Regions from separate parts of the Mus musculus genome. Here region 1 is linked to region 2. Evidence: chromatin loops called from intact Hi-C (ENCODE). Cell type or tissue: left cerebral cortex. All regions are shown on one strand. Each heading gives the region's core, and the rest is flanking DNA. Links, peaks and the distances in the headings are about the cores only. Region 1 overlaps Gm40678 (a long non-coding RNA gene). Region 2 has its middle 27 kb from the start of Gm31240.

What was found. Peaks named below come from ENCODE experiments on the same cell type or tissue, not always from the same donor. Only the 100,000 strongest peaks of a DNase experiment are listed, where the experiment ranks them.
Region 1: it touches region 2 in a loop (4-fold over the local background); 4 of 42 quality-filtered maps call a loop at or near these places.

The regions. Positions count from the first base shown.
Region 1 is chr10:66,800,985-66,812,798 of GRCm38, reverse strand. Gm40678 (a long non-coding RNA gene) reads left to right here. Exons shown (of 3, transcript XR_871772.1): 3 at 7,790-8,849. Among named protein-coding and RNA genes, the nearest start is that of Gm40678, 23 kb to the left of the region's middle. In left cerebral cortex, for the core only: a CTCF peak has its summit at 5,001 (motif pointing right); a DNase peak (open chromatin) is centred at 5,014; H3K4me3 peaks cover 401 bases; H3K27ac peaks cover 264 bases.
Region 2 is chr10:66,712,434-66,724,247 of GRCm38, reverse strand. No RefSeq gene overlaps it. Among named protein-coding and RNA genes, the nearest start is that of Gm31240, 27 kb to the left of the region's middle. In left cerebral cortex, for the core only: CTCF peaks have their summits at 4,251 (motif pointing left) and 6,145 (motif pointing left); DNase peaks (open chromatin) are centred at 6,136 and 8,638.

The DNA of each region.
Region 1 (11,814 bases), core at 1,363-9,362, 88 kb before region 2:
TGCAGATCTGGTCTGGAAACAGTTGCTGGCCTGCTGGGTCTCTAGGTAACACTTTGGTATCTGCCAGACACGGGTCCCATCTGACATACGAGTGCCTCGAGGTCAGGCATGGGGCCTCTGTCCCCACTATGAACTTCCAACAAGGAGTCACCAGGATGAAGGAGCAGGGACTGCTTTGGAGAAGGAAGGTGGCAGATAGGAAGCCATGTTCCTTCCTTTTCTCTTTGTGTGTCTTTGGAATGTTTACAAAATTTGAGGCTTGTCTTATGGTTACCATTACTGTGATGACAAACACATAACCAAAACAACATGGGAAGGAGAGGGTTTATTCTGCTGACATTTCTAGATAGCAGCTCATCACTGAAGGAAGCCAGGACAGGAACTCAAGCAGGGCAGGAACCTGGAGGCAGGAGCTGATGCAGAGGCCATGGAGGGATGCTGCTTACTGCCTTGCTCTTGATAGCTTGCTGCTCAGCTTCCTTCCCTCCCTCCCTCCTTTCTTTCCTTCCTTCCTTCCTTCCTCCCTCCCTCCCCCTCCTTCCCTCCCTCCCTCCCTTCTTCCTTCCTTCCTTCCTTTCCTTCTTTCTTTCTTTCTTTCTTTCTTTCTTTCTTTCTTCCTTCCTTCCTTCCTTCCTTCCTTCCTTCCTTCCTTTCTCTCTCTCTCTCTCTCTCTCTCTCTCTCTCTCTCTCTCTCTCTCTTTCTTTCTTTCTTTCTTTCTTTCTTTCAACTTTTTACCGATGCTTTCTTTCTTTCAACTTTTTTTTTAACCGATTCTTTGTGAATTTCCCATCTTCACTCCAATCCCTCTCTTCTCTCAGTCCCTTCACCTCTGCCCCGGCAACCCCTCCTCTCAAAGAAAATTTAAAACACCCCAAAACCACACCCTGGAAGCTGCAGTGGGTCCCACCGTATACCGTTTTGTACAAACATCTTCATTTGCATATGTTCACTGTAATGAGTCATTAGTGTGGTTCTGAGCCTCTGGCTTCTGCTAACTATCAATACTGGATCCTCTCCAGGACTCCTCTCAGATATCTTGTTGTTGCTCTGTGTCGTGGAGATTCTGCAGATTACGGTCTGCAGGACTGGCCCCTTCACAAGTTCCAGCAGATCATAGATAGGGTAGGTGTTGGGTGGGCCTGGATATACAGCTGAGTTGATTAGCCAACCAGCTCTCCTGCACACACACCACCAGGGCCAGCTCTCCAGCACTGCCATGGCTAGCTCATCTAAGTGCTGCAGCTGGCAGGGGGCAGCCCAGCTCTCACAACCTCGGCCAGCTCACCCATGCCTGTGCCACCAGGGCCAGCTCTACTGTGCTTCTCAGGTGAGGTGCAGGGCCCACTCTCCCAATCTCCCAAGTGCTACAGCCAGTGAGGGGCAGGGTCAGCTCTCCAATCAGCCTGTTTTCTTATAGAACCAGAACCACCAGTTCAGAGATGGCACCCCTCCCCCACCCTGTCCATCAATCACTAATTAATAAAATGCCCTACAGCTGGATCTCATGGAGGCATTTTCTCAAATGAGGCTCTCTCCTTTCAGATGACTCTAACTTGTGTCAAGCTGATCTAAAACTTACCGGGATTTGGCCTATGGAGAGAGCCAGCTCAAGAGGTTTCAGAAGGGAACAATATTAGCCACTTTTGTTGTGTCAGTCAGTGGGCTGCTTGCTGGGGCTGCGAGGATTTAAAAAGGTCTGAGAAGCTGCAGTGGGGTGTGGAATGAGTGACTGATTACTGCATTCGGCAGGACGCTGGAAAAGCTCAGCCTCCTCCTAGAGGAACAGACTATCTCCAAAAGAATCCAGGCCTGCTCCTTAGATCAAGAGAGGTCAATGGCCTTTCTCTATACAAAGAATAAACAGGCTGAGAAAGAAATTAGGGAAACAACACCCTTCTCAATAGTCACAAATAATATAAAATATCTTGGCGTGACTCTAACTAAGGAAGTGAAAGATCTGTATGATAAAAACTTCAAATCTCTGAAGAAAGAAATTAAGGAAGATCTCAGAAGATGGAAAGATCTCCCATGCTCATGGATTGGCAGGATCAACATTGTAAAAATGGCTATCTTGCCAAAAGCAATCTACAGATTCAATGCAATCCCCATCAAAATTCCAACTCAATTCTTCAACGAATTGGAAGGAGCAATTTGCAAATTTGTCTGGAATAACAAAAAACCTAGGATAGCAAAAAGTCTTCTCAAGGATAAAAGAACTTCTGGCGGGATCACCATGCCAGACCTAAAGCTTTACTACAGAGCAATTGTGATAAAAACTGCATGGTACTGGTATACTGACAGACAAGTAGACCAATGGAATAGAATTGAAGACCCAGAAATGAACCCACACACCTATGGTCACTTGATCTTCGACAAGGGAGCTAAAACCATCCAGTGGAAGAAAGACAGCATTTTCAACAATTGGTGCTGGCACAACTGGTTGTTATCGTGTAGAAGAATGCGAATCGATCCATACTTATCTCCTTGTACTAAGGTCAAATCTAAGTGGATCAAGGAACTTCACATAAAACCAGAGACACTGAAACTTATAGAGGAGAAAGTGGGGAAAAGCCTTGAAGATATGGGCACAGGGGAAAAATTCCTGAACAGAACAGCAATGGCTTGTGCTGTAAGATCGAGAATTGACAAATGGGACCTAATGAAACTCCAAAGTTTCTGCAAGGCAAAAGACACCGTCAATAAGACAAAAAGACCACCAACAGATTGGGAAAGGATCTTTACCTATCCTAAATCAGATAGGGGACTGTATTAGTCAGGGTTCTCTAGAGTCACAGAACTTACGGATAGTCTCTAGTTAGTAAAGGAATTTATTGATAACTTACAGTCGGCAGCCCAATTCCTTACAATTGTTCAGTCGCAGCTGTGAATGGAAATCCAAGGATCTAGCAGTTACTCAGTCTCACACGGCAAGCAGGCGAAGGAGCAAGAGCAAGAGCTAGACTCCCTTCTTCCAATGTCCTTATATTGTCTCCAGCAGAAGGTGTAGCCCAGATTAAAGGTGTGTTCCGCCACACCTTTAATCCCAGATGAAAGGTGTAGCCCAGATTAAAGGTGTGTTCCTTAAACTCGGAGATTCAATCTTCTGGAATCCATAGCCACTGTGGCTCAAGATCTTCAAACCAAGATCCAGATAAGGATCTCCAAGCCTCCAGATAAGGGTCACTGGTGAGCCTTCCAATTCCGGATTGTAGTTCATTCCAAATATTGTCAAGTTGACAACCAGGAATAGCCACTACAATCCACCCCTTGTCAACTTGACACAAATAATATCTCATGTTCACATGAAACAATAACAAGGTTGTAAATACGCCTAACATGATATAACTATCCCTCGTACAATCGCAAACGCATTAGTAAATTTACAATGGGCATTCATATTACTTTATAATCCTCGTTTCTGCAACTGGTTACGTGGCCTTAATTGGTATTTATAACTACCTTCCTCTACTACCCATTCTGTATTTCCTTCTCCTTCAGCCAGCACCTCAGTTTCTTGGTCCTGAGGTTTGTGCAGGAATAGAAACCCTGACTAAGACAGGGACTAATATCCAACATATATAAAGAACTCAAGAAAGTGGACTTCAGAAAATCAAATAACCCCATTAAAAAATGGGGCTCAGAACTGAACAAAGAATTCTCACCTGAGGAATACCGAATGGCAGAGAAGCACTTGAAAAAATGTTCAACATCCTTAATCATCAGGGAAATGCAAATCAAAACAACCCTGAGATTCCACCTCACACCAGTCAGAATGGCTAAGATGAAAAATTCAGGTGACAGCAGATGCTGGCGTGGATGTGGAGAAAGAGGAACACTCCTCCATTGTTGGTGGGAGTGCAGGCTTGTACAACCACTCTGGAAATCAGTCTGGCGGTTCCTCAGAAAACTGGACATAGTACTACCGGAGGATCCAGCAATACCTCTCCTGGGCATATATCCAGAAGATGCCCCAACTGGTAAGAAGGACACATGCTCCACTATGTTCATAGCAGCCTTATTTATAATAGCCAGAAGCTGGAAAGAACCTAGATGCCCCTCAACAGAGGAATGGATACAGAAAATGTGGTACATCTACACAATGGAGTACTACTCAGCTATTAAAAAGAATGAATTTATGAAATTCCTAGCCAAATGGATGGACCTGGAGGGCATCATCCTGAGTGAGGTAACACATTCACAAAGAAACTCACACAATATGTACTCACTGATAAGTGGATATTAGCCCCAAACCTAGGATACCCAAGATATAAGATATAATTTGCTAAACACATGAAACTCAAGAAGAATGAAGACTGAAGTGTGGACACTATGCCCCTCCTTAGATTTGGGAACAAAACACCCATGGAAGGAGTCACAGAGACAAAGTTTGGAGCTGAGATGAAAGGATGGACCATGTAGAGACTGCCATATCCAGGGATCCACCCCATAATCAGCATCCAAATGCTGACACCATTGCATACACTAGCAAGATTTTATTGAAAGGACCCAGATGTAGCTGTCTCTTGTGAGACTATGCCGGGGCCTAGCAAACACAGAAGTGGATGCTCACAGTCAGCTAATGGATGGATCATAGGGCTCCCAATGGAGGAGCTAGAGAACGTAGCCAAGGAGCTAAAGGGATCTGCAACCCTATAGGTGGAACAACATTATGAACTAACCAGTACCCCGGAGCTCTTGACTCTAGCTGCATATATATCAAAAGATGGCCTAGTCGGCCATCACTGGAAAGAGAGGCCCATTGGACTTGCAAACTTTATATGCCCCAGTACAGGGGAACACCAGGGCCAAAAAGGGGGAGTGGGTGGGCAGGGGAGTGGGAGTGGGTGGATATGGGGGACTTTTGGTATAGCATTGGAAATGTAAATGAGTTACATACCTAATAAAAAATGGAAAAAAAAAAAAAAAAAAAAAAAAAAAAAAGAGAGGTCTGGGTGAGTTATAGCGCATTTCCCATAGTGACCAGCAGATGGTAGCAAAGGCAAGGCTCATGGGCGGCAGGAACCCAGCTTGCTGCTCAGTTCAGAACAGTGTCAGAACATTGCCTTAATTTTGGTGTCAGCATAATAGCTTGTTCATCCCCTCCACCAGCCTCCTCTTCCTCAGGAAATAATAGTCTCTAAATCTTCGGGACTCAGACCCGCCAAATAGAACCCAACACGTGCCCTAATCACTTGGGCCAATTCTTCTCTCTGAATGGTGTCGCTTTACGTGGGACTTTTTCTGCGTGGCTGTGGTGCTGCAGTGCCAGGGTAAGCTGAACATATAGCCAGGCACTGGGCGTGAAGGGAAAACGCAGGAGACACCTTCAAGGCGCCAATTAGGGGAGAAGAGAAGGGCCAGTAATGCAGAGTGGTGGGCCAGAAGTATGCTTGCCCTTTGCGGTTCCGAGACCCTGGCAGACCGGCAAGGCGCCTCCCACTGCTTCTGACTCCATAGTTCCTTCCCTGAGACTAAGCCAGCCCTGGGACTCACACTTGGCTCACGGCAGGGAACTTGTTTCCTTCATAGCACTTTTGCAGTGTAATAGTAGAGTGATTATTGGATCTTACATTTAATGAATGCATCTGCCATTTGCCTGACAGTCAACCTCAGGAAGACAGGGTAGGTTCTGCTCCAGCCAATGCCTAGAGCCCGGTACAGTTATGGTCCAGTGAACTATACCATAATAATTTCACCATTACCCAGTAAGTAGATACTTGTTCCATGATGGCGTTGTAGTGGCTTCATTCCTCTCACGTAGGAAGAAAAGTCGAGGGTAGAAGCAGAAATCCAGGCTGACCTCGGTGGAGATGTTGGTGTGGTTGGTTTTAATGTACTCTTGGCACAAATAGAATCCACGGGGGAGGAAGCCTAACCCAAAGGATTGTCCTTATTGTGGTAAATTGATGCAGGAAGACTCACCATGACTGCGGGCGGGATCTTCTCTAGATGAAAAGGGCTTGGTGGGCGCAGGGTTTCTCCCCTTCCACTCGCTTGGGCTCCCTCTTGCCCCTGAGCTGTAGATTCCTGCTCTGATAGTAGAACCAGCATTTCCAAGTTTCTATCATGGTTCTCTAGGGAGCTTCTGTCTTCGGGAGCCAGATTGGGATGCTGAGGTACCCAGCCTTGTGGACTGTCCAACTACCCATTGTTGGGCCTGCCCCAGTAGAAGATAGCCATTGCAAGACAACCAGGGCTCCGAGGCACTAGCCTAAGGACAGAGTAACCTTTGGATTCTTAGTTCTCAGATGTGATTCTTTTGTTGTTACTATTTCATAGCTGACTCGAGTCTGCCTGTCTCTATCTACCTATCTATCTATCTATCTATCTATCTATCTATCTATCTATCTATCTATCTATCTATCTATCATCTCTCCATTTATCATCTACCTCCTACCAATTTATAATCTATCTATCGATCTATCTATCTATCTACCCACCCCCTCTCCCATCTGTCTTTAACTCATACAGCGATTTATTCAACATGTGTATTTGGCTGTGTTGCGTATGCGATCCAAACTTCAGTTTGTTTAATCTGTAAATTGGGGATCAGACTATGTCTCCTGCAGGGGGACCACATGCATGCAAAGAGATCCTCTATAGGAAATTCAAAAATGAGTAAGTCGAGAAATGCTGTTGGTTTGTGTGTTGGAGGCTCTGTTTGTCATCTCCGGGAGGCCCAGTCTGTTGGATTTTGTAAGGATGATGTAATTAGTTTAAGAACTCCATGGACTGGTGAGGAGAGGAAGGGAAGGCTGTTGGAGGCAGTGGTGGTACCATTACTGCAAGCTCATTAGAACCCTTAACTCTGTTGAGCTGCTTTGTGTTGGAACATTGTGTAGAAGGCACTGCTCTGTGGCAGAATAAATAATAAGCTGGGCTTGGAGGCTAAAGATGGTCGCTGCTAGGCCTGAAGGCCCACATGGTAGAGGGCAGGAATGGACTTCCAAAAGTTGTCCTCTGACCTCCACATATATGTTGTGGCGTGTGGATAACCCCCTTCTAAAATAAACAAACAAACTAATACAGTTAAAAGTCAAAAGTGAATAATAAGCCAATGAGGTGAAGGTGTGTCCTGGTATGAACAGAACAGAGTGAGACTGTGAACAGATGTGCTAAGGACATACAGCTGAGCAAGCAGTGAGACGCTTGTGTCCCCTGAAGACAGTTCAGAACCAATGTGTGGGGGACAGCAATGTAACAGGGACTGATAGCAGGGAGAATGGGGTCAGGGGTGCATGCTCAACCCACAGGGGGGATTGCTAGCATGAGGCCAGCCAGGGTTGCACGATTAGATTCTATTTCTAAAACCAAACCAGACAAAGCCCAAACAAAACACTTTTCTTGGACATATGTTTAAGAAGCCTAGATATCACATTAGCCAAAGAGTGGAAATAAGCTACCAAGACATGCAGGTAAAAACAACAAACCACAGGAAAATAGCAAAGGCATGCCTAGGGCCCCATCTGTTGCCAATGATGTCACAATGTAAGGGTGGGACAGGTCCTGGGTACTTAGGATGACACACTGGGGAGGTGGTCTATAGATGTTGCTTTTATTTGCTAGATATAATTGTCATATCGGAGGCTTACTGCTGAATAAGCTCACCCTTTCTAGTTCTTTCTGGACTCTAGCTGGCTGTTTCTACTCAGCCGTTCTGCCTCAAGCTCCTCTTCAAGCTGACTGAGTCAATCTGATTTCTCTCAGCTTCTGACTGAATTGCTCTGCTTGGCTTCAGACTAACTCTTGCAATTTGCTCTAATCTTCTGGCTCCTCCTTATTTTCTAGCTTCAGCTGCCACTGTTGACTGGCACTAAACTGCATGAACTCAAGAACAAAGTCAACCCCACTGCCCTGAACTCTGCACAGACTCCAGCCGACTGACTACGACTGACTGAACTCTCTCTGCCCTCTTCTTAAATTGTCTCTTTCCTGTGCTGTTTTCGAGAGAACTGGGTGTATCCTACCCTGTCAAATCTTTCTCTGATTCATCACTTTGTCTGTCCCTCAATTAGACATCATTGTTTGGGATTGAAGGTGAGTGCTAAGGGCCTATCAGTATTCCAGCCAGAGGGATTAAAGGCATGTGATAAGTCTGTATTCCAGCTGAATCACACAAATTTAGCTGTTCTTGGATGTGATCAGAATAGCTGGATTAAAATTCCTCTACAGTGTTCAGTGGCTGATTGAAGAAAGGAGGTTTTCACATCTAGGAAACTTACATTGGACAATTTTTAAAGTTGCTTTTAGTGGTATAAATCTGTATGTCTGAGGTAATTTCTCTTTAGTTTTTCTCAAAGCCAGAAGAATGGGTAAACTGAATGACTTTACCAGGTTCTTCCCCAGCACAGGATTGTATACAATGTATACAATGTATAAGTCTATCCACTGGTTGCAAAAGTCATGAAGAGATACAAGGACTTGTCTGAGTCACATCTGGAGATTGAATTCAATTAGATGCCCCCCAACCTAGCTTGGTTGAGCTGTGGTTGACAAACAACATTGGATTATTTTGTGTGTGAGAGTGTAAAATGACGACTGTAGCCAAGCTAATCAATACATTATCCACATCACATAGTTATGCAGATTCAGACTAGGAGGTAAGGGAAAGGATAATCACAAGTACAAGGCCATCTAGGATGTATTAAGAAAGAGTTTGGAAGCAGGCTCTGTCTGAGAGAAAAGGCAACCCTTGCCTTTAAGGATGATGGGATTGATCGGATCCATGCACTCACTGTATATCACATGTATATGTATCTATGTGTATACACATGTGCATATATATGGATCTATGCACTGCACATCACATTTGTATGTATTTGTATGTGCATATGTATGGATCCATGCACTGCACCTTTTATGTATACATATATATTCATGTACTGTATATCATACATACATGTATACACACACACATACACACACATACAAGCACACATATGTATGGGTCCATGCACTGTACATCACAAGAATATGTTTCTATATGTGCATATGCATGTGCATGGGTCCATGCATTGCACATCCCATGTACATGTATGTGTATGTGCACGTACATGCACATATGTATGGATCCATGCACCTTTTATATTTGCATATATATATTCGTGAACTGAATATATCTATACACACATATACACACCAACACACATATGTATGGATCCATGGACTGCACATCACAAGTAGAGTATGCAGTGCACATCACATGTATGTATCTGTATGTGCATGTGCATATGTATGGACCATACACTGCACAGGCTGACTCCATGACAGGCTACAGACTAGCAGTTTAGGAGACAGGGTCTAAGTTTCTACTTCCCAGAACTGGGGAAATGAGTTACTGAAACAACCATAGGCTTATGTCAAGAGGTACCCCTGCCCAGCTTTCAAAAGGTCAGTTAGCCAAGCTTGTGGCCAAGAGGTCAAGAGCTACCTCTCCTTGGCATGAAGCAAGCATAGTTAGTCTGATTCATAGCACCACCCAGACCCCCAGAGATAGAATCCACATATTAAGGTATAGATCACCTACCCTTTCCAAATGTTCCTCTTTTTGGCTTTAAAACTGAATCTGTGAATTCAGTTGGGGTCCTTCCATCCCAATGGAATTGGGTCCCTGCATGGACTCATTGAGACTCACAGAGTTTTATTAGTTATAATCAGTGACTGTGTTGTGTATAGACTTCCAGAACTTATTTTTGATGTGTGGTACAAGGGATTGAACCCAGGGCCTTGTGAATATCAAGCAAGCACTTTTCCCTTGAGCTACATCTTCAGCCAACACTTATTAGTTTTATAACCGAACATTTGCCCACACTAACAAACATCTCTCCACTTCCCTTGCTCACCCTGCCCCTTTCTCTAGCTCCTGGGGACTTCTGTTTACTGTTTCTATGTTATATTTAGCTCTCACACATGAAGTCATTGGTATTTGTGCTTCTCTAGCAGCCTGGCACACTCCACTGAGCACAGTGTCCCCCAGGTTAGTCTCTGTCACTGAAAGCAGCAAGACTCCCTTCATTTTCATATCTGAATACTATTTCATTGAGTGCCCTATTTCATACATCATGTTTTATATGCCATGTTTTCAGTTTGTTCATTTGCCAGCAGATGTTTGCATTGTTTCATTCTCCTGGCTATTTTCAATTGTGCTGTAAAGAACACGGGGATGTAAACATCTCCTCACTCTCTTTGATGACTTCATTTTCTTTAGGTCTCTAAAACCTAGTAGCATAATTGCTGAATTGTAACTCAGTTCCAGTATTTAATTTTTTAGATACGTTTTTATTTTTTTATTGTGTATGTGTTTGAGTGTGTATGCATGTGTGTAGTATGTGTGTGTTTGAGTGTGTATGTGTAGTATGTGTATATATAGTATGCATGTGTATTTGAGTGTGTGCTTTGTGTGTGTGCATGTGCATGCATTCATATGTGTGTGCATGTGTATGTAGTATGTTGTAGGTGAGTGTGTGTGTAGTGTGTGTGTTTGAGTGTGTGTGTGAATGTGCATGAATGCATGCATGTGTGTGTATGTGCCTGTGTGGAGTATGTTTGTGTGAGTGTGTGTGTATAGTATATGCATATGTGTGTATGTGTGTGTGAATGTGTGTGTGCAGTATATACATATGTGAATACATATGCGTACATATGTGAATACATATGCGTACATATGTGTGCAGTATGTATGTGAATGCATGCAAATGCTTCTGAATGAGTCCAGACAGGGCGTCAGAGCCCCCGGAGCTGGGTTATAGGTGTCTCTGGGTACTGGTAACGGAACTTGAGTCTTCTGCAAAAGCAATATATTCTCCTACCCACTGCGCCCCAGGCCCCCATGTTTGATTCCTTGAGGGCCCTCTCTATTTCCACCATACCTGCGTCATTTTTACATTGGCGCTTCACACTGACATGTGAGCCCTCCCTTTCTTCTGCACGTGTCTTTTCTACTTTTGGTCATAGTTATTCCATTGGGTACGAGGCGATATTTCACTGGGGCTTTTCTTTGAACCATGGTGATTTTTACCACTCTTCCCATATACTCACTGACTATATTCTTGTGAGATATATTCAGCTTTCTTTTTTTAAATGACAGAGTCTTCAGTCCACTCGGGCCTTTTAGTGGTTTGAATATACTTGGCCCATAGGGAGTGGCACTGTTAGGAGGTGTGGCCTTGTTGGAGGAAGTGAGTCACTGTGGGGGTGGGTTCTGAACCTCTGCCCAGTGAGGAAGAGTCAGTCTTCTCCTGTTTCAGAACAAGATATAGAACTCTCAGCTCCTTCTCTAGCACCATGCCTGCCTGGATGCTACCATGCTTCCTGCCATGGGGGATAATGGACTGAATCTCGGAACCAGTCAGCCAGCCCCAAGTCAAGACTTGACTTGGTCATGGTATCTCTTCACAGTAATGGAAACCTTAACTAAGACAGGCCTCAAGTGCTCTATGTAGCCAAGGATGACCTTGAACTTGCAGTCCTCCTGCCTCTCCCTCCTGAGTGCTAGGGATCCCCCTCACATGCCCCTGCACTAGGTGATCATAGCGCTGGGGATCGGAAGCACAGCTGTTAAGCACTCTACTTCCTGAGCTACACCGCTTCTCCCCCTCCTCAGTACTTTGCATATACTATCCCATTTCCTTTAGGCTCTTCTCAGGTTGCTTGGTGCATAATGGTAGGGACAGAGCAAACCTTGCTGTAGCTAAGTCCACAGTGTGGTGAAGAAATATTCCTGTCTAAGATGGGGCCAGTGAAGGGCTCTCTAACAGGCCCAAGCATTGCAAACACAGTACTGGCAGGTTTTGCCTACCTGGTTCCCGTTCCCT
Region 2 (11,814 bases), core at 1,298-9,297:
AGAAGAGGGGAATTGAAGAGATTTTACCCCGAGCACCAAGAGTGTCTGTGTCTTTGGCACTCTTTACACTCAATTTTTTAAATATTGATGCTCATGGCCATACTGCGGCTGAACGTCATTGTACAGAGCCAGATAGGCCCAATGAGATGGTTAAATGGAAAAATGTCCTTGATAATAAATGGTATGGCCCGGATCCTATTTTGATAAGATCCAGGGGAGCTATCTGTGTTTTCCCACAGAATGAAGACAACCCATTTTGGATACCAGAAAGACTCACCCGAAAAATCCAGACTGACCAAGGGAATACTGATGTCCCTCGTCTTGGTGATGTCCAGGGCGTCAATAATAAAGAGAGAGCAGCGTTGGGGGATAATGTCGACATTTCCACTCCCAATGACGGTGATGTATAATGCTCAAGTATTCTCCTGCTCTTTTACCACTAACTAGGAACTGGGTTTAGCCTTGATTCAGACAGCCTTGGCTCTGTCTGGACAGGTCCAGACGACTGACACCATTAACACTTTGTCAGCCTCGGTGACTACAGTCATAGATAAACAGGCCTCAGCTAATGTCAAGATACAGGGAGGTCTCATGCTGGTTAATCAACTCATAGATCTTGTCCAGATACAACTAGATGTATTATGACAAATAACTCAGCTGGGATGTAAACAAAAGTTTCCGGGATTGTGTGTTACTTCCATTCAGTATGTTAAATTTACTAGGGCAGCTAATTTGTCAAAAAGTCTTTTTCAGTATATGTTACAGAATTGGATGGCTGAATTTGAACAGATCCTTCGGGAATTGAGACTTCAGGTCAACTCCACGCGCTTGGACCTGTCGCTGACCAAAGGATTACCCAATTGGATCTCCTCAGCATTTTCCTTCTTTAAAAAATGGGTGGGATTAATATTATTTGGAGATACACTTTGCTGTGGATTAGTGTTGCTTCTTTGATTGGTCTGTAAGCTTAAGGCCCAAACTAGGAGAGACAAGGTGGTTATTGCCCAGGCGCTTGCAGGACTAGAACATGGAGCTTCCCCTGATATATCTATGCTTAGGCAATAGGTCGCTGGCCACTCAGCTCTTACATCTCACGAGGCTAGTCTCATTGCACGGGATAGAGTGAGTGTGCTTCAGCAGCCCGAGAGAGTTGCACGGCTAAGCACTGCAGTAGAAAGGCTCTGCGGCATATATGAGCCTATTCTAGGGAGACATGTCATCTTTCAAGAAGGTTGAGTGTCCAAGTGTCCTTCTCTCCAGGCAAAACGACACGGGAGCAGGTCAGGGTTGCTCTGGGTAAAAGCCTGTGAGCCTAAGAGCTAATCCTGTACATGGCTCCTTTACCTACACACTGGGGATTTGACCTCTATCTCCACTCTCATTAATATGGGTGGCCTATTTGCTCTTATTAAAAGGAAAGGGGGAGATGTTGGGAGCCGCGCCCACATTCGCCGTTACAAGATGGCGCTGACAGCTGTGTTCTAAGTGGTAAACAAATAATCTGCGCATGTGCCGAGGGTGGTTCTCCACTCCATGTGCTCTGCCTTCCCCGTGACGTCAACTCGGCCGATGGGCTGCAGCCAATCAGGGAGTGACACGTCCTAGGCGAAGGATAATTCTCCTTAATAGGGACGGGGTTTCGTTTTCTCTCTCTCTTGCTTCTTACACTCTTGCTCCTGAAGATGTAAGCAATAAAGTTTTGCCGCAGAAGATTCTGGTTTGCCGTGTTCTTCCTGGCCGGGCGTGAGAACGCGTCTAATAACATCTGCTGTCTGCTGTAGTTGTGGTGTTGTGGTTGTTGAATTCTTGGTTAGCATTACAGTTTGGTTTGTTTGTTTGTTTGTTTAAATGAGTGGCCAGGGCCTGTGAGATGGCAAAGGCACCTGATACAAGCCTGATAACCTGAGTTTGATTCTCAGGACACACACACACACACACACACACACACACACACACACACACACACACACGAGAGGCATGGGGGGAGGATGAAAAGAGAGATGACTCTCCAAGTCTATCTTCTGATCTTTTTATGTGCATAATGTTAGCATTTCCTCTAGGCTCCACCCAGCCTGTTAGCTAGCAACAGGTAGGAACTATTCTCTCTCCCTCTTCTTTTCCCATCTTCTTCCTCTCCCTCTCTCCATGTGTTCCCAACCAGCCTTTTCCTTTCTCTCTCTCTCTCTCTCTCTCTCTCTCTCTCTCAATCCTCACACAGTAAGCAAGCAAATAAATAAATGTAATACTTTAGGGATTTGGAAACGACCCATAAAGAATGCAGAGTTTCCGTTTAATAGTAAAATTAAAAAAAAATCTATTATTTCTTCTACTTTAAAGACATTGGCTTTTTTTTTTTTTTTTTTTCCAAAGTGGTGCCATCCCTTTGGCTTGGGAAAAACAGTCACGTTCTGCCCGCCCAAATTCTGCTTTTGATGAATGCGGTCCCAGTATAGTCAGCTGGGACAGTGATCTCTGGAGACGGCAATTGAGATGGCCAATCACAGGAACATCATGTCCTGGTGCAGGTGTTTGATTAGCAGCAGGTGCTGGAGATGTCAGCGCAGGAAATTATAGCCTTCCCTTCTCCTCACCTTCGAGAGGCTTTAGATTTCCTTCGAACTGAAATTTCCGCAAAATGATAAACTTTGTCCCAAACAGCTGCTCACTGGGGGCAGAAGGACGGGCTGCTTCGTGAAGGGGAGTTATGGGCTTAAAGGGATAGTGCAAGCTGGAGAGATGGTTCAGTGGTTAAAGTATTTGAGAGGCAAGTATATATAATAAGGATGGGAGTTCGGACCCTCCAGAACCATGTACATGGTGGAGGAGGATAGTGGCTCGTCCCCCTCCCCGTCTTCCTCTCTCTGCCTCCCCTCCCCTCCCCTTCCCTCCCCTCCCCTCCCCTCCCCTCCCCTCCCCTTCCCTCCCCTCTGTCTTCCTCTCTCTCTCTCCCCTCTTTCTTGGGAGGGGGCGGGCGGGGAGGCACGCACGCACGCACGCACGCACGCACGCACGCACACTCTCACAAACGTGGAAGGTGCATGGTGCATGTGGACATGAACACCTGTTCCCCTGTTTTCTGTTGAACCAGAAAACTGGATTGTACTTCTTCATATATACACTTAAAAAAAAAAGATTGTAACTTTTTACTTTTGATGATGTATGGGTTTGCACAAGTGAGTAGCGAGCTAAATGGCTATTATTAGGTGGCTAAAGACTTAGGGAGGGAAGATGGCCCAGCAGTTTAGAACACTGGCTGCCTCTGCCAAGGACCTGGGCTTGATTCCCTGCACTCACATGGCAGCTTACAACTGTCTGTAGTTGCAGTTCCAGAGCATCTGATACCTTCTTTTGGCTACCATGGGGACCGTACATGTATGTGGTGTACAGCACGCGCAGGCAAAATACCCGTATGGTTAAAATAAATGAAAATTAAATGAATAAAGCCCAACCATGAATATAATAAGTACTTATTGAAGTGTATTTTGACCATTGTCCTCTGGGTCTTGAGATATATTTTGAGTGCTCTTCCTTGTTCTAGAAAGCTGATTTCTGTGATCCCATTTTTATTCTCCATTAAAAAGAAAAAAACCCTTGGTTTCTGTATTTCCTAGGTTCCAAAGGCTTTCAGGGAACTGTAAGTTGGGTAATTGCCATTTCTACTTAACTTTGCAATCTTCTAAGCCGAGTGTCTTTAACTACGAAGGAACAGGCATAAATCTTGCAAAGTTCAAAATCCACTACCTAGGGATATAGTTAATGCCTTCCATCTCAAAGTGTAATTATCTTTTTAAGAGAAAAGCTGGCTGAAGAGAGGCTTGGCTGTTTAAAAACAAAACAAAACAAAACAAAATAAAACAAACCCAAACCCAAATCAACTCTTTTTTTTGTTTTTGTTTGCTTTTGTTGTTTTGTTTTGTTTTTTTCGAGACAGGGTTTCTCTTTATAGCCCTGGAACTCACTTTGTACACGAGGCTGGCCTTGAACTCAGAAATCCGCCTCCCTCTACCTCCCGAGTGCTGGGATTAAAGGCGTGCACCACCACGCCCGGTGCAAATCAACTCTTAAGTCAACAGTTGCTCTAATTGAATTTGTTGCATATGATCTCAGGTGTGGGTAGGTAAACAAAACAAAACAAAATAAAAAAAATCAAAGACCGAAAAACTCGCGTATGTGGGAAAATGGCATATGTGGGATTATCCATTCTCTGAATTTACGTTCTTGATTAGATTGAAGGGTTTAACACAAGGGGATCCAGAGCGCCTCCTACTGGTGGCAGAGTTAAAATGCCTGCTCTCATACTCTGCCAGGTAGCAGGCGCCTTCCCTAGACAAAGCAGATCACGTGGTTTGCTTTCTGCTCTTCGTGCATCCTTATACTCTGGCGGTTATTTAATCATTCGCTGTGGGTGTTTTCTAAAGGAACTCCAGGGACGAGAAACACCAGCTAATAAAGTCTTTACTTTGGTCTCAGCATCCTCGGATCCTCGGCACACCTTTGTTTAAACGTTTACAGAGGTAAAAGCTTGTACCAGAGCTAATCTCACTTGTCAGCACATGAGTTCCGTGGCCTGCCTTTGCCGCTGCTGTGCTCTAGTTACCTCCATTTAAAAACAGATAACCCGGGGCGTACAAGCGGAACTGCAGTTTCTTTTGTCGCCTAATAGCCCCACGTCCCATCCTGATACACTTGACTCTTTGGGAACCGATACCACAAGTCCAAATCCCGGCTTTCCAGTCCATCTGCACTTGCCAAATTTAGGTCAGCATGGGGCCAGTTAGGGCTGGTATGATTTACCCACTCATCCAGCAGTCATGGGCACCGAGACTGGGGGCGGGAATGGCCTCTCTCATCGCTATGACATAATACTGGAGATACAGTTTTATTTTGCCCTGTGATTTTGGAGCTTCCAACGACTGATTGGGAAGACCTGGTGTGTGTGTGTGTGCTGGGGGGAGGGGTTTGGGAAGGCATTGAGCCGCCGAACAACGCCTGTTAATATCATGAGCAAGAAAGGAAGGAGAAGGAAGAAAACAGTCCAACATCAGTCTTTAAGGGTTTGCATCTTCAGTGACCCAGGGACCACTCTCTGAAAGTTCTACTGCCTTCCAGATGTGGGGACCAAGATTTGAAAACATAGGTCACAGGGAGAACGAGTATTCGTCACTGATGTGACTGTAGGCGGAAGGAGAGAAGGGACCACTGGCTTTTATCTAGCCACCTGCAGTAATTCGTGGAGTTACTGATGGTCCTTCAGTGTCCTTTCCTGTCTAGGTGTTTAAGCCTTCACTTGCTGCATGTGTCTCATGTATTGTTATCCCTGCTGGGCTTGTCACCCAAGGTTGTCATAAGCCTGCGCTGTTGTCTGCTTATGAGGACTGGTGTCCTCTAGTACTTAACCCAATGGTGTTGGAGGTTTTAGTTTATGGAGATGAACGGGTACTTTTGCCGGGCCCTTCATGCTCCTCCAATGTACCTGCCTCCTGATCTCTGCCTTTGGCTTCTTTATGTAAACTCCAAAAGCAGTAGTGGTGTGAGCATGAGGGCAGCATAGGGATAGGGAGGGGTGGGGGAGTGTGTGTGGGGGGGAATCTTGTCTGATCACATTGTATCCCATGGCAGTCTTAGTTGCTCTAAGATAAAGTTGTGATTTATATGAGAATGTCGGGCCTCGAGGCGGGCAAGCCGGAAAACGCTTTATTCACAAAGTAAATTCTGTCCCCCTCGAACTGTGCAGAACGTGCAGCGGACAGCATCCTCTGCCTGCCCCCAAATCTCTACAGCCTGACTTTGTCCCCACCCCGACTCTGGAGAAAACACCTCAGTCCCGTTACACATTCATAGAGGAACGAGAAAACGCCCCCCCCCCCCCCAGGACAGATCAGTACCAATGGCATCTAGTTTACTGTGCTAAGGTCTAAGGGATGTTTAGAGCGGGGGAATCTGCTTTATATCTGCTCCCTGCATTTGAAAGTTATTTAGAGAGGGGCTTGCTATATGTATCAAGAGGGGGCCAGCTTGGGCGGAACCAGACCAGGTACTGCTAGCGGGTTGGCTTTGCAGGCTCTTGGTCCAGGGACTGGGCTTGAAGATCTTGAAAACGGTTCAGGAGTGACATGCCTGCTTGCTACCGTGCTGCCAGCGCCCCCTTGTGCATGGCCAGGTTATACTAACTACTTCCAGGCGTCCCTTCTCACTGAGGTCTGATGACCCTCAAGGCTTCTTTTCTCCAGCTGTCTCTGCTGCTCACAGCCTGGCGAAAGGGTATCTGGAGAAAAAAAGACTAACCAAAGTTTCAAATTTTCAATATTTTCTAGACCTCTTCCCCCCCACCCCCACTTTCTTCGTTTGCAGGAAATATTGTATTTTATTTACTTAAAAGTGTGGGTGCTGTGGCCCCTGAGTGGGGCCAGGTGGACCCCGTAGGAGGCATCCATATTGTTGTAAGAGTACGAGTGCCCCTGTCTACTGGCATACCGTGTAACACAAAATAAAGAATTCTAGCAAACTAGTGCAACCTCAGAATGGGTCTGGAACAGGGTGATGGCTGCTTCCTGCCTGTCCCCCCCACCCCCCGCGCTCTCCCGCCCTGTTGAGGCCTGAAGATGCCAGCCTGGCACCTCCCCATAAGTGCCAATGGGATGACTGGCTACACCAGAGCTTGTGTGGATTTCCCCTTGGTCTATAGGCTGTATAAAAAAATCGCTTGCTGCGGTACAATACAGGAGATCTGCACTTCAATGCTGGTCTCTGGAGTCTGCCTCCCTCACCCTCTCCTGGATCCCAGTTCCTACATAGATTTATTTTTATATTGCTTTATGAGTATGAATGTCTGCCTGCATGTATATCTGGGTACCACATGAGTGCCTGACACCTGCGGAGGCCTGAAGAGGATGCCAGATCCTATGGAACTGGAGTTATAGGTGGTTGCGAGCCACCATGTGGGTGCTGGGAACCAAACCCCAGTCCTCTGTACGAGCAGCAAGTGCTCTTAACCACGGAGCCACCAGTCCAGCACTCTACTATGGTAAATAAAAAAAAGAAACCCTCCAAATTTTTTATCTTTGATCAGTGAATATTTACATATAATTGTGAAATACTGGAAGACTCTGGTGAGCCTCAGCTTACTAGGGACCCCCTGAGTGAACTCGAAGCCGGGAATCAATACAAAAAGCAAGAGAAATTTATTGTTCCAACTCGATGGGGTCGTCCTACACCAGAAGGAGAAGTGGTGACCCTGCACAGCAGGGACTGGTCTTTAGGAAATGAGTTGGCAAGAACTTCCCTTGTAAGTAGGTGGCCAACTGTTGGTTTATCCTGCAGAATGTATCTACATGCTCTGGCCTCCCCCGCCCGCAGATGGCTGATGGTCGGTTCCCCAAATGTTAATTAGCCTCTCCCTTCCAGAGGGGTTCTCTTCCAGGAGGGGAGGAGTCTGGTGGAATTTTCCAAAGTTCCTGAGCTGACCTCTTTAATGCAATGCAATGTCTCAATGTAAACATGTTGTAAAATGGTAATATTGGGGGTAATTAGTATATACGTTACATCGCAAGTATTTATCAATGCTTTGGGATTATGAAAATTATTCCTTTGAGCTCTTCTGAGATTCACATAATATTATTAGGCACAGCACTGTGCTAGGCAATAAAATAGCCCTTATCTCACTGTAATGTTCTGATTTGAATAGGGTGTCTGCTATATTCTTGGACATTTGCATACTTGATCCCCAGTTGCTGATGCTGTTCGAGTATGGCATGACTGGAGGAAGAAGTATGTCACTGGGGCCAAGTTTTGAGAGAGCTTAAAGGCTCATCGCCATTTCCGGTTTGCTTTCTGCTTCCTTTCAGTGGTTTGAGATGAGAGCCCTCAACACCCTCAGCGGTTCCTGTTGCAGCGCCTGGTGCTCACTGCCACACTCCCTACCATGATGGTGATGGGCTCTTATTCCAGCGATAAGCCCCAAATAAATCCTCCCTTTTCTAAGTTGCGGTGGATGTGGCTTTTTATCCCAGCCATAGAGGCATTGACTGAAGCTTGCCCGTTTGTTTGCCTGTTCCGCATTATACTGGCACCCTCTGCTAAGCAGGGTCCAATTCTCTATTATCATGCCTTGTTAAAGGTGAATCAATTCTCAGAGGCCCCGGCTAGAAGGTGTTATGAAGAGCTTACAGAGAAACTAGAGGACCAACAGACGCCATCCTGTTGTTTAGTAGATGTCTCACGATTGCGAGATCATTAGAAACTTGCCAACTTGCACCATTGCCTTTTTATGGCTACAGTTGTCTTATGGTTTGCTGTTTTTCATAAACTTTTCACTTGTGAAAAGGGAGGCCCACAGGTGTTAAGCATTCAGTTTGGTGGAGTGCCATGGAACGAAGACAGATATCGAATCTCCTGCAAGAAGAAAATCTATTACACCAAGGACAGAGGGGCAACCCTAAACTCTTCTCACTTCCCACCCAAGTTTCCCTCTTCACATGTGGCTGGATTCTGGTTTGTAGCATCAGGGATAACTTGCCCAAGCGTTGTGTGTTCGCGTCAGCCGGGATGCTCCCATTCTTCGCTATACTGTCTTTTCTTACAGATACAGTTCTATGCAGTACCAGTGGGTCTTTTTTTATTTTTGACATTTTTGAGTGTTTAGGGATGATGCCAGTTTTAAAATTTGCATCGCCCTGATGACTAACCAAGTTGAATGTCTTTACAAATGTTTTCTCAAAGCAGTTTAGATCCTCTCATTGAAAAGCAGCTGCTTGTGTTTTTACAACAATTTGTGTGTGTTTGTGTGTTTTTATATTTGTGCAGGTGCCTGTGGCCATGCCTGTGTGTGGAGAGATCAGAAGTCAGGGTTCAGTGTCTTCCTCCATTGGTCTCTGTCTTATTTTTTTGGATGGGATCTCTCTTTGAACATGGAGCTCACTGATTGGCTGGTTCCTCCAGGATCCTCTTGTCTCTGATTGACGGGTAGCTCCTTCACCTCTCAGCCACCTCTCCACCCTGTGCTTCTGCCTTTGGGTGTCGATTGCCATGAAGAACTTCTTTCTGTATGTTGATTATGAATTCCTTGTTGTGGAAAGCCGGTGCAGCTGCAATAGCCAAGATGGTGCCCTGGCCCATTGCCAGGCCCCGTGAGACCCACATGTTTACTGCCTTGCCCATACATGCGCAGTGAAACTGCATGCGTAAGCTGCCTGCCAAGTTAGATTATTCCTCGTGATCCAGATCTGTCAGCCTATCTGTGACCAACCTGAGCTCATGCCTGGAGCGTGTGTGATTCTGATTGGATGAGGTGGTGTGGAATGAGATGAGGTCAGTTGCCGCTACTATATAAGAATAGTCCTTGCACCAAGTAAAGAGGAAGCTGTGGAAGCTGAGTGAACCCGTCTTGGTGTCCGTGTAGTTCTTGTCTCTGTGTTTTCCGGAAAAAAGGGGACAGAGCACTAAGGTTCTCAGGAATAGAGATGAAGGGAATTTCAGCAACATGGGTTCAACTGCATCTAAAGTGAAAGTATAAATGGCGTTGACCCAGCTTCTTAAAAGAAGTGGTATTCACTTCTGTGTTTGCTAGTTGGCCATCACTGGAAAGAGAGGCCCATTGGACACACAAACTGTATATGCCCCAGTACAGGGGAACGCCAGGGCCAAAAAAAAAAAATGGGAATGAGTGGGTAGGGAAGTGGGGGGGAGGGTATGGGGGACTTTTGGGGTAGCATTGGAAATGTAATTGAGGAAAATATGTAATAATAAAAAAAGAAGTGGTATTAACATGAAAGCAGAGACGGTGGACAGATTTCTAGACATCCTCTCCAAGGAAGTCTCATGGTTTTTAGAGGAAGGGTATGTTAATCAACAGTGCTGGGAGCCTTTGGGAAGGGATCTCCAAGCTTCTAATATGAAAAACCCTCTACCTGTAGGGATGTTAGCCATCTGGAACTTGGTCAGGGCGTGCTTGAGGGATGCCAGTGGAAAGTACAATGCTGAAATAGAGGAAGGAGTGGCGGCACTTGAGGAGGCTAAGGAGATTGCTTCTCAGGCTAGCAGCCGAAAACCTAAACAGTTTAGACAACAAACCAAAGATAAGAAAGAGAAGAAGGAATCTAGCTCTGAAGGGTCTACTAGTGACAGCGACAGGACTGATAGCGACAGTGACATCTGTAGTCAGATGTTCCTCTTGAGTTTTAGGTGCGGTAGGCCGCCCGAACCATCAGCCCCTCTGTTGCCTTCTCTTCCCCCCTATAAAGATGAGGGAGACAAAAGGGGAAAGCATAGTCTTCATGTAGAAGTCTGGAAAGATGTGCCCACCGTTGCGGGGCCCTTCCCAATATTCAGGATCAACAGGGGCAACAGTATCATGAACCCCTGGATTGGAAGGTTGTACAAGATTGAAGGAGTCAGTTTCGACTTATGGGATCCAGGCTGCCTTTACCGTAACTCAGGTTGAGTCCCTACAGCTGTACTGCATGATGCCTTTTGATTGGCAGAACCTGTGCAAGGCCGTTCTTTCAGGAGGAGGTCATTTAACATGGAAGGCTGCTTATATTGAGCATGCTATTGAGCAGGCTGTGGCTAATGCTGCCGCTGGACTCCCCAATGCAGTCTGGAATATAGACATGTTAATGGGGCAAGGAAATTTTGCCAACAATCAAACAGGTTATCCTATACAGGTTTATGAGCAGATTAATAACTGTGCTCTTAGAGCTTGGAAGATGCTATCAGGTACTGGAGACCTTGGGACCAGCTTGTCTAAGGTGATACAGGGACCCAATGAGAAGTTTGCAGACTTCCTAGCACGACTAGTGGAGACAGCCGGGAGAGTATTTCTGGATGTTGATGCTGCAATGCCATTGGTCAAACAATTAGCCTATGAGCCGGCCAATAAACCCTGCAGAGATGCCATATGCCCTTATAAGAGCAAACTGCTGGATGTATGGCTAAAGGTTTGCTGAGAGGTGGTGGACACTCCACTGACCAACCAGGGGTTAGTGGTAGCCATAGTTCAGGCTCAAAGACAGACTCATCGTCAGGGTGGACGTCAGGGGGGAATCCAGGGGGATGCTTCTCTTGCGGGCAGCCAGGTCATTTCAAGCGAGACTGTCCTAATAAAGGAAGACAGGAGATTCCAATTTACAATCTCCTTGCCAATTAACACCCTTAGCCAGAGCTTGTTTGCAAAAGGTGGAACAAAGTTTAGCCAAGGCTCAAGTTGATCGGGTTGATCCCACCTTGCCTATTAGTTTTTTGTGTTATTGCTACTGATTTGTCTTCCACGGGAGTATTTTGGCAAAAAGGGCCTTTATGTTGGGTATATTTACATCACTCCCCAGCCAAGGTACTGACATGGTACCCTGAAAGCGTAGCCCAGCTAATTCTTAAGGGTATAAAGGTTGGGCGAGGAGTTTTTGGTAAACAACCTGATGTAATAATCATGCCATATACTCCTAAACAGATTGAGGTACTTGCCTCCACTAATTGGCTTCAGTTTGTCATGAGAAATCCTATGATATACCCCAGAATTACCCGGACTGAGCCAATCCCAGGTGCTGTTAATGTATTTACTGATGGATCCAAAGGCGGCATGGGAGTAGTTTATGTTGAAGGAAATCAACTCCAAGCTCATGTATTTCCCTATCAGTCTGCACAAGCTGTTGAATTATGTGCAAGCAGTGCAGCAATTAGAAACTGTGGTGGGTAATTAAAGCCACCTCCACTGTATGTACCCTACTCTCCTCCTTGCAAAAAATGATTTGGGAAAGAAAGCATCCTTTTTGCATTGTACATGTTAGAGTTCATTCAGGATTGCCTGGGCCTATAGTCAGG